Linked DNA regions of Mus musculus: region 1 is linked to region 2. The links are chromatin loops, found by intact Hi-C in ENCODE. Cell type or tissue: left cerebral cortex. All regions are shown on one strand.

What was found. Peaks named below come from ENCODE experiments on the same cell type or tissue, not always from the same donor. Only the 100,000 strongest peaks of a DNase experiment are listed, where the experiment ranks them.
Region 1: it touches region 2 in a loop (3-fold over the local background); 8 of 42 quality-filtered maps call a loop at or near these places.

Annotation. Positions count from the first base shown.
Region 1 is chr11:81,766,785-81,774,784 of GRCm38, reverse strand. It overlaps a transcript of Asic2 not described here. Among named protein-coding and RNA genes, the nearest start is that of 5530401A14Rik, 90 kb to the left of the region's middle. In left cerebral cortex, a CTCF peak has its summit at 4,747 (motif pointing left); DNase peaks (open chromatin) are centred at 4,860 and 6,901.
Region 2 is chr11:81,964,346-81,972,345 of GRCm38, reverse strand. It overlaps Gm11419 (a long non-coding RNA gene), which reads right to left and starts at 4,121. Exons shown (of 6, transcript XR_003949730.1): 1 at 3,991-4,121; 2 at 1-3,553. It also overlaps a transcript of Asic2 not described here. In left cerebral cortex, CTCF peaks have their summits at 110 (motif pointing left) and 3,076 (motif pointing right); DNase peaks (open chromatin) are centred at 5,279, 5,522, 6,140, 6,475 and 3 more places; H3K4me3 peaks cover 3,958 bases; H3K27ac peaks cover 3,625 bases.

The sequences.
Region 1 (8,000 bases), 200 kb after region 2:
CAAGGCAGAGGCCAGGTTCTCTTTGGTTCCTTCCTGAGAGAAGTTGGCTCTTGCTACTTGGGATAGGGTATGTGTCTAGCATAGAAGTCCTAGAAGAAGAGACTTCCAAGCTACCAACTCACTGGATCTCCCAGCTCAGAGCACCCAGTGGACTCTGCTCTGTTCTGCCTCTACTTTCTTGTGTCATGGATCTGGGCAGCGGCCAGATCCCCCAGCCTTGTCGTGTGTCCCACTGTGTTCATTAACTACACTGACTATATGTCTAAGATTAGTTGGGCACCACGCTGTTCCAAGCAGACATAGGCTCCCTGTCTGCAGGAGACAGAGGACAAATGTACAGTAGAAGTATCATAGCATACTCCTTAAATATGTGCAATTATTATATGCCATAAACTAAATGTTCAAAAGGTTGAAATTTGTCATTCGAGATTTTATGACAAGAAAACCCCAAGTGTCAAAACCCAGATAAACCTCATGAAGCAAACATATTAATTTTAAAAGCACATTTATTTATTAATTTGGGGGGTATGCATATGTATATGTATGCATACACATGTTAGGGAACACATGTAGAGATCAGCGGGCAAGTCTCTGGCATTGACTCTCTCCTTCTACCTGTACATGGGCTCCGGGGATAAACCTCAACTTGTCAGACCTGTGTAGCAAATGCCTCTCCCTGCTTTCCAAATCATGCCAGCTTCCATCAAAATATTGTTTGTGACTATATGGATACATTAGGTGGTTAAGAATGCTTGATTCTCTTTCAGAAGACCTAAGTTCAGCTGCCAGTGCCCACACAGGGCAGCTCACAACCACCTACTCTAGATCCAGGCAATATGATACCCTCTTTTGGCACCCACACCCATGTGGCATACACCCAGGGGGGACAAACACACACACACACACACACACACACACACACACACACACACACACACACATTGTCTTAGTCAGGGTTTCTATTCCTGCACAATCATCATGAGCAAGAAGCAAGTCGGGGAGGAGAGGGTTTATTCAGCTTACACTTCCATACTGCTGTTCACTACCAAAGGAAGACAGGACTGGAACTCAAGCAGGTCAGGAAGCAGGAGCTGATGCAGAGGCCATGGAGGGATGTTACTTACTGGCTTGCTTCCCCTAGCTTGCTCAGTTTGCTTTCTTATAGAACCCAAGACTACCAGCCCAGGGATGGCACTACCCACAAGAGGCCCTCCCCCCTTGATCACCAACTGAGAAAATGCCCTACAGCTGGATCTCATGGAGGCACGTCCCCAACTGAAGCTCCTTTCTCTGTGATAATTCCAGCCTGTGTCAAGTTGACACACAAAACCCACCAGTATACAACAGGCACACAAATCAAAATAAGAATAAATCTTAAAGATATTCCATTATGCAGTTCATGTGAAAACGGTACTAAGATCTTTGACTTTTTCACATTAAATCTTCCAAGTCTAGTGTGTCTCTTACAAGGATAGCTCGTCTCAGTACACTGGAGCTCTGCTTCAAGAGCTCCATGGCCATGCATAGCCAATGGCTACTCAGTGGGAGCTCCTGCAGCCTAGATGGACTTGGAGGACACAGGGCCATTGTGCAGGTAGGCATGGGCTGAGAGAGGAGAAACAACCCTTTAAGATGACTGCAGGAAAGATATCAGTGTTGTTTCAGAGTTGGCTGCCAATCTGTCTTAACTCCTTTGTGGGAAGCTGTGTGGCCTGGTGGGTATATATTGAGCCTACCCAACTTAGTATAACTTGTTCCAACTTGAGTGATGTTCCCCCATGAAAAGTCTGCTGGAATCTGTACCAGTGTCACTCTCTTAAGGGCAAGGCTGAGAGTCTCGTCCTACAGCAACCACCCCCACTCCCCAGATGTGCCCTCTACAGGGGATAAAACCTAGTTGCTTTCCCAGAATGCATTTGCAATCAGGCAGGTGATCTGGAAGAATCTGGTGACCTTTCATTTGACAACATTCAGGAGGCTCTAGTAAGTAGGCTTAGGTTCTGGAGGAGGCTCTCTGTCCTGCCTTGACTGGAGTGGATTGTACTCACTCTTATCTACAACAGCTAGGGAACGGGTTGCTGAGATATACAAACAGTGGCAGGCACAGGCAGGGCAGGCAGGGCAATGAGCACGGAGGTTGCAGGACTTCTCAGTTCTTGGACCTCACCAGCTAATGCGGCCCTTGAATGCAGTGAGCTGGGGTCACAGGCAAAACCATATGACTAAAGGCTCTGAACTCCAGCCACTGCCTCATCACTCTTGGGTCATGAGAGCTCCATATCTCAGTCCGTTGAGATAGTAGATGAAAACTGAGGCGAGGACTGGCAACTAGCTACCAGTGATGATTTCTAGAAAGCTCAGTGTGTGTAGTGACCTTTCATATGCTTGCATGGTCTTTAGAGCCTGGATGAAACCCAGAAGCAATCAGGACAGGGAGTGCTATTCCAATAAATCTCTCGATATCACAAGTGTGTGTGTGTGTGTGTGTGTGTGTGTGTGTGTGTGTGTGTGTGTGTGTTGGGGGGGGGGATGTAGACATGAGCTCTAGGCCTTCACTGCTCTGGAGGCGAGAAAAGGGATCTGGAGTTTGCAGAGTTGGTTCCCAAAAGATCTGACTTCTTCTGTCTCAGATACCCACAGCAGCAAACATGAAGTTTCTTCAACAGGACTAGAAGAGTGGTGGATGACTAAAACAAGAAATTGACAGGTGCCTACCATGACAGTCTGCCAGGAAAGCCCCCAGGATGAAGTTGAGTTTGCAGAGGTGGAGGCAGGGAAACAGCTGGCTAGGAGCCCAGGGCCCTCTGTGTCAGGACTTGTGAACAGCCACACTCTTCCCATCAGGATTTTATGGTGCCTTTTATTTTACTTCTCCCCCTTCTGGAGCCTTGTAATAATCTAGGCACCAGGAGGCTCCCCCTGAAGCTATTTTAAGCTTAGGTGAAAGAAGAGCTAGGCACAGCAGGCAGTTACCTCTGAATGGATGCGCAGAAAAGTATCAGAAGGCAGGAGATCTCAGGCCAGTGGGCTAGGTTGCCAAGACAGAGGGGACTAGCTGGCCCCCACTCGGGGCTTGATCATGGTGCAGCATCTAGAGAAAGGCCCAGGCTGACCCTGCAGCAGGCTCTTCTGTGGGGAGCCGTGTTGTTGCTTTTTTGCCTAAGTGGGGGATCTCAGCGGGGAGGCCGCCACCCCGCAGACCTTCTGAGCCCTGGAAAGTGATGGATGCAAATGCCATCCAGAGCCACTTGCTGAACATTGAATTAACTGTAGAAAATTAACTAAATGAGGTTGGTGAGTGAAATGTAAATGAGCCCCTGCCCAGCAGGAGCTTGGGAAAGGATCTCTGTGGGAGACACAGGCAGGCAGGAGGCTGGGAACTCTGAGGGTGTGCAATAAACAAATGTGTATAGCCCTGTGAACAAGGCAAGAAGGGCCAGTGGCTTGCAGGGAGGGGAGGGGAGGGGAGGTGAGGGGCTGGTGTGAAATACTGGTGGAACAGATGGAGGAAGGGCCAACAGATCAAGGAGAGATACTCAGGTCCTAGGAAACCTTAGTGCTCCTTTGGGCACCCGGATTAAGGCCACAGTGTATGGTTTCGTTAACAAGTATGGGACCTTATGATGATGATGATGCAGGCAAAGATGCTAAGAGGTGTAAGAATTTCATCAGCATACAGGAACAAGTGCTTTACAGACAGATGGGCCTCACAGAACTCAGCCTGGCACTGACCTCCACCCTTAAGAGCCTCCGTTCTGAGCTGCTGCTGCTGCTTCTTCTTCTTCTTCTTCTTCTTCTTCTTCTTCTTCTTCTTCTTCTTCTTCTTCTTCTTCTTCTTCTTCTTCTCCTCCTCCTCCTCCTCCTCCTCCTCCTCCTCCTCCTCCTCCTCCTCCTCCTCCTCTTCTTCTTCTTCTTCTTCTTCTTCTTCTTCTTCCTCTCCTCCTCCTCCTCTTCCTCTCCTCCTCCTCCTCCTCTACCTCCTCTTCCTCCTCTTCCTCCTCTTCCTCCTCCTCCTCCTCCTTCTTCTACTTCTTCTTCTACATTAAAAAATTTTTTTATTAGATATTTTCTTTACTTACATTTCAAATGTTATTCCCTTTCCTGGTTTCCTCTCCAAAAACTCCCTTTCCACTCTCCCCTCTTCCTGCTCCCCAAACCACCTACTCCTGCTTCCTGGCCCTGGCATTCTCCTATACTGGGACATAGAACCTTCACAGGACTAAGGACCTCTCCTCCCATTGATGATCAACTAGGCCATCCTCCATTCTGAGCTTCTAAGAGAAGGCTGGGATGCAGAGTTGTCTTTTGAAGTGATGGTCCAACCTGTGGTTTTTTGTCATTTGGTTGCACCTGACCTGGGCAACTAGCCTGGTCTAGCCAGGGCATAGAAGGAGAGATGAGGCTGTAGATATGGGAAGAAGCAGGGACCATCTTGCAGGGACCACCTTTCCCACCACAAACCTTCTAGAAACTTCTACCCCTGGGGAGTGCTGCTGCCCTCTATATTTCAATGAAAGAGGTTGCTTCTTGGTCGCCTTACTGATGAGAGAGCCTCTCCAGTGTGTTGAGGTAGTCTTGGGAGCAGAGTTTAGAAGGGCCAACATGTGGCATCAGGGCAGTGCCCACAGGCCAGGTGCCATCATGGGGGCTTTTCCCCATTTGGAAAGGGAAAAAATCTAAGCCATGGACCAGCCCCCCCATGTTAAGCTTCCCCTCTATATGTGATTCCCAACTCTCTGGTGCCTCCTACTGTTTGCCTGCTGACACTCACTGGCAGATGACAAATGAACACACAATTAGCAAAATTACCAGACAAATATTATCAAACAGCCGATAGCTCGTGCCTGGAGTTGATCTCTTGTTTGTGTGAGTCAGCCCATGTGTTAACTACTATAATTGTAGTGGCTTACACATTACATCATCATGTCTAACCGGCAACGTTCCAAGAAAGAACAGGAGGGGCCCAGCCTGTGAAAGAAAGGCAGAAAAATTGATGTGGCTTCCTGGGTTGGGGGGGTCATTGCTTCAAATGACATCTCACAAGTAACCTAATCTTCCTGAACCTCAATCTGCTCATCCATGAAATGGCAATCAATAGTAATGTCTTAGTCTGTTCCAGCTGCTATGAAAATGTGCCTTAGGCTGGATAATTCATTTCTCGTTATTCTGGAGGCTGGGAAGTTCAAGATCAAGGGGCCACCAGATTTCTGTGTGATAAGGGCTCATTTCTCCCCCTTAGTTAACGCCCTTTGGAGGTTTCACATGGCAGCAAATATGATAGTTCTTGGAAGGGAATGATCCAGAATGATCTGGAGCCTTGTATAACGTAATCACTTCCAAAGCCTCCTCCTTTAATAACACCATGCTGTTTATTAGGTTCCAACACATGAATCAGAGGAGGGGGACCAACTTTCAGACCACAGAGAACTGTAATGACACTTCTGCAAGCCATTCTGCAAAGACCAGGAGTGATGGCGGTTGCTTAAATAAAACTAGACCAGAGTGGCCTACGTTAGCACTTTTATAGCTGTCAATTAAATGAAATAACAGTATTTTTGATTCTGCACAGAGGACAAAAATTCCCAGTTCCCCAATCACCTAAACATGTTTGAGGGCACCCTGACTTGGCTGATCACCCTCTGAGGTTTACAAGGGCTAAGAATTATCATTCTGCTTGTTCTCGTGATTGTTTACTGGAATTTGAACTTTTTGTGTCTAAAAATATCACCCACAGAGGGTACATAAACATTTCAAAATGTCTTAGGATCTTTTAAGGTCAAATCCCACCTCTTAACCCAGGCAATGTAGAGCTCTGAAATCAACAGGAGCCACCCTGGTGCCCCAGGTGGGGGTGGGGTGAGGAAAAGGAAGGGACAGTAACATCAGGTGGAACACAGCCATCCATCAGGAGTTCAGAATTGGGCAGGCCAACCTAGACCTCAGCCCCAGCCCAGGGCTATTTGAGGATGAAACCCCCAGTAAGTGGACATAGAAGAAGCTTAGATGACTCAAACTCAGACCATGGATAGGGACCTCTTCATGCTCTGGGACCATGGTGTTTAGCTCAAGAATGTGTCCCTTGGCACATTGGATACTGGATGCAGGCATCGTCTCATTGTCCCACTCACAAGAAGAAGAGAACTCCTATGTTAGCACCAGGAAGCACTGAGTGGCTCGGTCTCAATTCTGTAGGCTGGGGAAGCAAAGACTGTATTGTATGCCTTTTCTGTTGTTCCATGAGGCAGAGGAAGCCACTCAATGATCATTTGGATGCTCTGGTCCAGTGATTTCTGGGTCACCATCTGCCATTCCCAAAGAGGAGAGGAGACATGGTATATAGAGAGCCTGTAGTACACTGGGGCTCAGGCCCTTGTTCTCAGAAGACCCTCCACACCTGCACTGAGACATGCATCCTTCTTACAGAGCATTGGATGGTTAAGGAAGCAGGCAATGGCCACATAGCCAGTCAGTATAGATCTGGCCCACAGTCTATTGATTTTCCTCTGCCCTTGCATTGAGTTTGGTTGCTTAGGAAGGCTTGAGGCATCACCCCTGCAGCATGTGACCAGGAAAGCATGTGGCCAGGGGAGCAGGGGAAGCCAGGGCTAATATTCTGGTCCTCAGTCAGCTGAGAATAGAACACTGGAAGCCAGGAGTCTGGGGAGATGGATGGACTAGGAAGCGTCTGACCACTCAGATATGTCAGAGGTCAGGAGAGGAGAGACTGCCACAGCATATGTTACTGTGACTATCAGAGCTGGCCCCATTTTTCTTCACTGGCTCATAGCCCTGCAGAGTCTGGATTTCAGCAGAGGGTGGCTTTGAGTGACAGGGGGCTGGCAGGCCCAAGGCTATGGCAGCAGTGAATGGAACAGCTTGAAGAAAGGGGCAGCTTTGTCCAAACACAGCTTTTGTGCAGCTGGCATAGCCATTCCTGCTACTGTCTGAGGGTTGGCAGGCCAGCAGGCACTGAGTCAGTCTTGTAAGAAGGGCAGAAAAAGGAGGCGGGAGGGAGATGAAGTTGGTCTCCCTACGAATCAGAGAAAGCGACCACAGTTCAGAGAGCTAGCCAGTAAGGAGGGTTCTTCCATAGTTCTTGTCTCTATTCCTGCTTGAGTTCCTGCCTGATGCCCCTCAGTAGTGGGTTATGACCAGAATACCTAAAACAAATAGAGCCTTTGCTCCCCAAGTTGCTCTTGGAGTGTTTATCACAGCAACAGAAAGCAAAGGAAGACCACTGGCAAGTGAGCCTTTGCCTTACAGCCCTGGAGAAGCTCCATCTAAAAGAAGAATGTAGCCAATTCTTGGGTGGCCTGTGCTCCCTCTGCCCTCCGATTTATCTAATGTTGTAAATGTCGCATCTGCTCTCCCAGGTATGGGTTGTTCTAAGTCCCATCCCATCACAGCCCCTTAAATTACCATTCCAGGGGTCATGGAAATCTTAGCAGCAGTGAGAGCTTTCTGAATAGGTAGAGGCCAAAAAGTATTTCAAAATCAAGTGTGTAACAGACCCGAGAATCTCTGACAGTACTTTCCCATGTTGCATCCCAAAACTTCACTGCAGCCTCGGTTCCTCATACATACCGTGTGTGTGATGGTCACGGTACTAGTGAATGCTGGCTGGGAATTTGGGGCTCAGATTTGAAACTAACATTAGGGTTTGCAGAGTTTAGGCTGTACACTGTGCACGCACTTTTCTGCTCTTACAGAAACATCATTGTTTCTATCTGTCTGCCTGTCTTTTTTACCATCATCCCTCCACTCCTCAATATCACTGGACTCATTATGTTAGCAAAACAAGCATGGACATTATTAGGATATTATACACCTCATTAGTATATTATACATTTGCTTTACTGTGTAAGTGATTCAATAGTGAAGTTGCATGCATAGCAAAGAATCGTTTAAAAACAGATTTCTTTTCTTCTTTTACTTTTTAATTGTTGTGTGCCTATGTATTTACGATGTACATGTGTCGGCACATGTGTGAGGTGGTACAC
Region 2 (8,000 bases):
ACCCTGTCTAACTCTGCCTGCCACTGTCTTCAGGAGCAAGAGAAAATTGCACTCTGCCCAGAAGCCTCCAAGGGAGTCACATTTAGGGCAGGCCCTGGGGAAGAGAGCGCCCCCTCCTGGTACCTCAGAGCAGCAACAGAGAGAGATTCATTAAAAACATCCATTCATTTGTTCTTAAGCAAATAAACAGATTTTCCAGAGCAAAACTCTAGGATTATGGGCTAACAGGGGGTTAAATTGCCCAATTTTCACATGAATTTATCTGAAAAGCTTTTTTTAATGTTTAGCTGCGAAGTGCACAAAAAAGACCATAATTATACACAATTAGGGCAGCACCTAAAAAACTGGGCCAAGTAGACCTACTCTAAACCTGATGCCTGTCTGCCTAGAAAGACCCTGCACATGCCCCAGAGCTAAGAAAAGGTAATGGGGATTTGATTGATGCTGCAAATGTTTAACAACTGAGCTCTACAAAAGCATTTTAAAGAATAAGACAATATCTAACGTTTGTGCACAAACCACAGTGTTAATTACAAGAGATTCTTACCAGCCAAAGAGGGCCCTTAACAAGAGCCGTGCAGGAACACTTTTATTAGCCATCTTTTGGAGTAACTAGCACTGTACAGAGAATGGTATGGTGGCATCTCTGTAAAACCACTGTCCATCTCTGGTCCTCCAGTTCTGTGCTAGTGCTTCAGTGGCATACATTGGCATCTGGTGCAGGTCTGTGGGCTGTCTCCTCTAGCTCAGACTTCCCTGTTTCAGCTTTCAGCGATTAGACCACAGGACAAGTAGCCCTTCTCAGTTTCTTCTGTGAAATGGGTTCAGTGGTGCTCTTGACATATGACAAATCCACAAGAAAGCCCAGCACAGAGTCCAATGACTTGCAATGAAAGCCACAATAAGTACCTTTATCCTCTGGTCTTCCACCCATCCTATAGTGCCTACCCTGTTTGCAAGAGTTAAGGAGACCCTGAGATCATCTTTGGGCCATGCAAAGGAAGCAGAAGAGAAGGCAGCATTATGTTTGACTTTGGCTTCCAGGTATGCAGTACCTGAGGCAAATAAGACCCTGGTGAGCTTTAAATGGTTCCCCAGTCACCTGAAAGAGAATAGCAAACATCGACAAAGCACCTTCTCCCAGCATTGACTGAGAGTGGCTGACTGCTAAGTGTCTAGCTTGTATAAACGCATCATAGCTTTATCTCATTCCTTTGCCATTCCAAAACTCCACTACTGTGGAAGAGGGGATATGAAAGTTCAGAGCCCATTAGGCACTTCCTCCAAGGTCACAGAGCAGAAGGAGGCAGAACAGATGGGGGACACAAACTCCCAGGTCTGCATGAGTATACACCATGTGCCCCGTCGTGCTTGTGACTGCCAATCTGATATGGGGTGAAAGAGGCATGAATGGGCACATATTGGGGTGGGGTGATGAGATCTACTGTAGGGTCTGCACACATGAAAAAATGTGTCTGAACAGAGAGAAACTGACTCCAGGAGAAGAAGAGGGGAGGTGACAGAGCCTAGCACAGGTAATGGTTGGTGGGGAGGGGGCAGAATGTGGCAGGAATTATAGCCATTGTATCCAGCTGGACACAGATGAGATTTGATGAGATCAGAGCTGTTGCACAGAGCTGTGCATCTGCACAGCCTTCGCTTCCCTGAGCTATGAGGTTGATCAATGGTGGGATGTGAATTTTATTCTCCTTGTTTCCCCCAAGCCAACGTAGTATCTGTAGCAGAGTTAAAGGGGAGTTTAATGCTTATTAATTAGACTGATGAGCCAAAGGTTGGTGAAAAGAATCAGGGAGTCTTCCGTATGAGAAGCCTAGATTGTAAGAGCAACAAGGGTTGTCGTCTGACCAAGAGAAAGAAGGCAGGGCATCTATACATGTGAGGAAGTGGTCTCTGTGTGACATATGGAGACATAGCGCAGGGGCAGGGGGGTAGAAACACTTTCCTAAATTTGGGATGGGGAAATTTGGGCCTGCTTTTAAAACCCTGCTTCAGAGGTGGACATACCCAGGATGACGTCTCAGCTCTCACTTCACTGGTCCTGTGATTAGGACACAGCAGTTCATTGTGGCAGGCCTGAGTTTTCTCATCTGTTGGATGGCAATAAAACCAAGAGTATTCACTTCTCGAGGCGACTTGGTTTTGGTCCTCCTGGTTTACAAGCCTATGCCCTGTTGAGACCAGGACTCTGGGTTAGCAAAGGCACAAAGCTCCTCCCATCCAGTCTTGGTCATTTGCCTTCTGTCATGTCTTAACATTCCTGACTGATAAACTACTGAGGTCATGCTCCACACGCATGTCACCTCGGACTGCTTTCTGGGAACTGTCTCAGTGGATCTGGCTTAGCAGGAGGCTGGATGGGTCATAACATCATTGCAGAATGGCCATCAACCTAGAAGAGGATGATCCAAGCCACCCTTTTCTCCACCTTTTTAAGCCTGGCATCCCCTGAAGATGCCAGCTTCGCTCTCCAAGACACTTGCCTCCATGTGGCTCTGTCCCAGCTTGGCCAAGTGGCTCAAGTTGGCTACTCTAACTTTTAATTCCTTTCACTATGATGAGAATTTATCCCTGATGCCAGCCACTTGATCCTTGGCAAGGGGCAGGCAAGCAAGCCACACCTATCAGCCAGCAGGGACCTGACTTACAAGGGATTTTCAGGAAGAGGGAGGTGGAAGACACAGAGAGAGCCCATTCTCTCTCCTACCTACAGCTCCAGCTGTGATTCCATCTGGCAAATCCTGGGACAGAACACACACACACACACACACACACACACACACACACACACACACACCTTGAAAGGAATGGAATTAAACCAGTCCTACAGGGCACCCAGCTGTCTTCCTTTGTTAAACACAAAAAGTCCTGGCAGACATATGGGGGTGGGGGTGGGATACTTGTTGCGCTCTCTCTCTCTCTCTCTCTCTCTCTCTCTCTCTCTCTCTCTCTCTCTCTCTCGGGTTCCTATGGGCACACTGATTTTTCTATCTCTAGAAGGGCTTCTCTCTACTCTGAAGTGTCCCCCTCTAGCCTGCAGAGGGAGACCCGTGGTTTTAAAATTGCTCCCTTCGTTTTCATCATCTCTCCCATAGAGACCCCTCATGGATGTGACCCTGGAGCCCACATTGGTGCAAAACCCCTTGCCAGCATCTCACTGGCCACATGCAGTTAAGTATCCACTTTCCTGCCATCCATGGGGATAGGGGGTTAAGTTCTCCTTCCTCTGGGAGTAGCTCATTACGTGGAGTAGAAGACCCCCAGCAGATTTTTTAAAAAAGGCTAAAAACTTTCTCCATGTCCCCAACCCCTATCGGTCCTGCTCCCCTGCACAAGCCTCTCCTCCTTCTAACAGCCTTGCCAGAGGCAGGCCAGGGAGAAGGGCTCGTTTTGAGCCCAACGGTCTTCCTCTTTCTCCGGAGGCTGGAAGCAAGGAGCCCACAGAAACCCCCGCATCCTTGCTTCTCTCGGAGGCGGAGCGCAGCGTCCTCTCCCTCGGCAACAGCAGCCGCAGCCCGCAATTGGAATTCTGTCCCTAAAGGGAGGCCGGAAAAGAAGAGAAAGGGAGGATGGAGGCGGGCAGCGAGAAGCAGCGGCCAGGGTCCCATACATCCCGGGAAGAAGCTAAGCGTGTTGGCTGCTAGGATGCTGCGCCGCGGCGCCCCACCGCACTGCATCAGCGTGGCTGAGCTGACATCCCCCCATGCTTAACACGGGGCATTATGCGCTGGTTAACAGGATCCGAGCTGCTCAGCGACTTGTTTTAAGCATTTTCTCCCTCGCTCTCGCTTTTAATCTTGTCTCTAGTGGCGTGTGTAGGGGGGAGGACTTTATTTCCATTGGCTAAGCGCTCCCTTCCCACCCACATCCCTTCCACATCACCTTGGTGTCTCCCTAAATAAAACCAGCCCTCCTTATCGCCTGGAAAAAATCAGGAGCTAGAGTTTGAATGGGTTTTATATAAACACTCACCCCTGTCAGCGTGTGGCCAGGCTCTCAGGATAAACTCCCAGTGTCTGGCCTGATGCTTGCCTGGCGATCTCTGCCTTGAATGCCAAGGTTTAAGCAGAATTCAGAGCACTGGGAACTCTTCCCTGAGATCTGATCAACCTGAAGCCAGTTGCAGAACTGCACAGGGTCCCGATGGACCTCAAGGAGAGCCCCAGCGAGGGCAGCCTGCAACCTTCCAGCATCCAGATCTTCGCCAACACCTCTACTCTCCATGGCATCCGCCACATCTTCGTGTATGGGCCGCTGACCATCCGGCGTGTGCTTTGGGCAGTGGCCTTCGTGGGATCTCTGGGCCTGCTGCTGGTGGAGAGCTCGGAGAGAGTATCCTACTATTTCTCATATCAGCATGTTACCAAGGTGGATGAAGTGGTGGCCCAGAGCCTGGTCTTCCCAGCTGTGACCCTCTGCAACCTCAATGGCTTCCGGTTCTCCAGGCTTACCACCAACGACTTGTACCACGCTGGGGAGTTGCTGGCCCTGTTGGATGTCAACTTGCAGATTCCTGACCCGCATCTGGCGGACCCCACCGTGCTGGAGGCCCTCCGACAGAAGGCCAACTTCAAACACTACAAACCGAAGCAGTTCAGCATGCTGGAGTTCCTGCACCGGGTAGGCCATGACCTGAAGGATATGATGCTCTACTGCAAGTTCAAGGGGCAGGAGTGTGGGCATCAAGACTTCACCACAGTGAGTACTTGGCTTTCAGTTTGCTCTTGTGTTCACTCTTCAGTAGAAGTGGTGTGCTGGTGGCCTTCTGTTTGTCTTGGGATCTCGGCTATGCAGGAGAGAGGGCGGAGACCCAGCTGAAGGCCAAGAGGGTAGCTGGTTCGAGTTGTTGGACCTATTTGTAGAATAGGTTACCTGTCAGATGGAGTACTGTGGTCCTTTCAGATTGGAGAGCTACAGGGGCTCGCTGTTGGGGGTCACTCCCCCAGGTGTGCTGAGTTGGGCTTTCCCCCAGTCAGAGGGAAGAGGCCTGGGTTATCCATTGTCCAGGATGCTTGATGTCCGAACCGTGTGACAGAAACATCTTGTCATTGGTGAGATGGCAGCCTCTCTTCTCTCTTTTTCTCTCTCTCTCTCTCTCTCTCTCTCGTCTCCCTCTCCATTTCTTCTCTCTCTCCCCTTTATCTGTGCTCGGAAGTGGCACCAGGCTCTGTCTGCATCGTGTGGGCTGGGCTGGAGCTAAAGCTGTCACAGGAGGGGGTGTGGGGCCCCAGACAGTCTGAATGACTCCCGTGTCCATGGGAGCTCACTGAGCAGGTGATGCTGCAGAGGTGTGGAAGGTTCTTTCCTTCCTTTGCTTGCCTGAATTGTGTGGAGAGGAAAAGAGCCTCCGGAGGCTCCATCTGGTCCTCCTGCAGGCAGGGTGAAGCCACGGAACTGTCCATGGTACTACCGTAGGGAGGCCAGTCAGGTAGAGGCTCCTTTCTAGGACGGACAGAGAGAAGACAGATGTGATGAGGTGGTCCCGGAGGCTGGCTTGTCTGAGCGCTCTAGCTTGAAACTCGAAGGCTCGTTTTCTCTGTGTACAATTGCCTCACAACGTGGGTGCGGGAGGAGGGAGGGAGGAGGGGGGTGAGCAGCTGTGGGATTGGAAAGCCTGGGGCGGGGGGAGTGTAGAGTTGAGTAAAGAGGAGGGGATGTGGCTCATGTTCAGGATGAGTTTGCCAGAGGGGGCTGAGAGGGAAGGACGGGAGCAGATCTGTTGCCGCTAGGGTTCTTATCCCAATTAGTGAACTGCTAGGCATAACTTGGTGTAACAGGTCAGACAGCAACTGCCAGCTCTTCCACACTGCCAGGCAAGTCTGGGGTATCAGGAACTGTGGGACCCTTCTGCAGTGCACTGTGTCTGCTTTCCCCATAGCTTCCTGGGGCAGTGGGGAGGAGAGTGTCAGGGACTCAGAGCCTTGAGCCTAAATACAGTGACAACTTGGGGATGGCAGGTGCAGCAGTCATCGAGAGAACTGGACTGTGTTGTCAGCACTTGTCTGGGGGTTCTGCCTCATTAAGACATCCCCCCCTTTCCCATAGTGCAGCCCTCCCCACCCCCTCTCAGGGCCACCTGCCTCTCACTCTGAGGTTCTCTTTATGCTCCAGCCAGTCTCTGCCTTCAGTCTTTGCACTTGCTGTTGGCTGTATCTCATTCTGAAAGAGCCCAGAGTGCCAGGGGCATTGCCTCTCACAGCCTGTGTGCTAGAGCTGTTTCCTGGGGGAGCCGTTTTGTATTATTATCCCTTTTAAACATTCCAAGGAAGAGCATCGCCAAACCTATGGCAGCGTTTGCTAAAGATGAAGCCAGTCTGAGCCGGAGAAGGAAGCTACCAGCCCTTCTTAAAGGAACAAACAGGGTCCTAAAATACGTCATGCACAAATGATGTCTGAGGGGCCTTGGGGGGAGAATAGAGAAAATGCCTCGTTCTTGGAGCCCGAAACCATTGCTGTGTTCCAGCCCTTGCTTTCTAGTGCCTGGCAACGCTCAGAGTCATTGCTGTACTGTGTAGCTTAAGAGTGCACTCAGCTCTTCCTCTATCTGCCTGCACACACATGAAACCCACAGATGGCAGATGCAGGGTGTCTCAGAGATGTTAGACTGGGCAGCAGACCCTGGGCTGAGTCTTTAAGCATCCTCACACTCCTCATGATGGCATGACTGACTGGTAGTTCTGCTCATACCCCAGTTCTCTTTAGAAGTAGAGCCTTGTTGATTTCAGGCTGCTTGTTTATATTTGGTTCATCATTTGAATTGCTAGTATTCCAAGCAGCCAAAAGTCCAGTTTTAAATCCTAACTGGGACTTCTGATCCTCTGAAACACTGAATTTGCCTGCGGATAAGGTCTATTCTTTAATTAGTGGCACACACTATCTGTTAATCTTAGCAAGTCTTAGACTCATCTGTTTGAATGCCCACCCTTGGACTGACCCCTCTGTGTGTAACATCTCCAAGCATTGAAGAGATGTTGGCCCTTGGTGTTCTCTTCTGTCTGCTCAGGATGTCAGGATGACACCCACTGTAGGTGCTAAGAATATAATCCTCAACAACGGGTGACAGTGGGCACCCATGCTGACCCTCTGCTGGGGATAATATGATAGGAGACATGTCCAAGACCCCACTCTAAGGAGTGAACCTCTGATGTACCTTTGTGTCCTTTGGGCCTTGGGTATAGACAAGCTTTACTTGGGCTCTCACATCCTCAGTGAGACTATTAGAGCCACTGTTGGAGAAGCCAGTTTCCCAGCCTCTTCCTTCCTTCACTCTCTGGAATAGCCATTCCTCTCTAGTGGGCTTTCTTTCAAGCCCTGCTGTGGGTTTTGACACAGTGCCTACCTTCTTTCTCAAAGCAACCATGACTGACTTATTAGAGAATTTAAGTGTGGGGGAGGGGATGTCACAGGTGGACAGCTCTTTTTCTGGATCCAGTTTTCCTATAAAGCCCAGAACATCATCTCCGGGGTGAATGCTGTAGCACAAGCTTCCTTATTCCAAGTTCTTAGCTGCTGTGCAATGAAGTGTGTAATACCCTTTAATTAGTGAATGAGCTGTGATTCTAGCAGAGTGAGCGAAGGCTGTTCACGGAGACTCAAAGTCCCCAGGAAGCCAGGTGTGGAATGCTGAGTGCAGAGTAAGCAGGCGTGCTCCCTGCCTATGCAGATACATTCTGAGCCTTTGCCCAGGAACAGTCTGGCTTCAGAGAGGTTTGAGTTTCCTCCCTGGTGAACCAGAAGAAAGATTTGATTCTGGGCCTTCTAACTCACAGAAGCTGACCCTAGTGACCCAGAGTAGAAAGGGGATGAGGTAGGAGGTGATAGAGGTTGTGACTCTGTGGCCCGAATCCAAGGCCAACATGGTAGGCATGGGTTTGAAGTCCTTGCCATCCTTGTTTTTTTATTTTTTTTATTTTTTATTTTTTGTCTTCTTGCATGCTTTCTACATGGGCATTCGCTCATCTAACATTGACCTCACCAGCGGT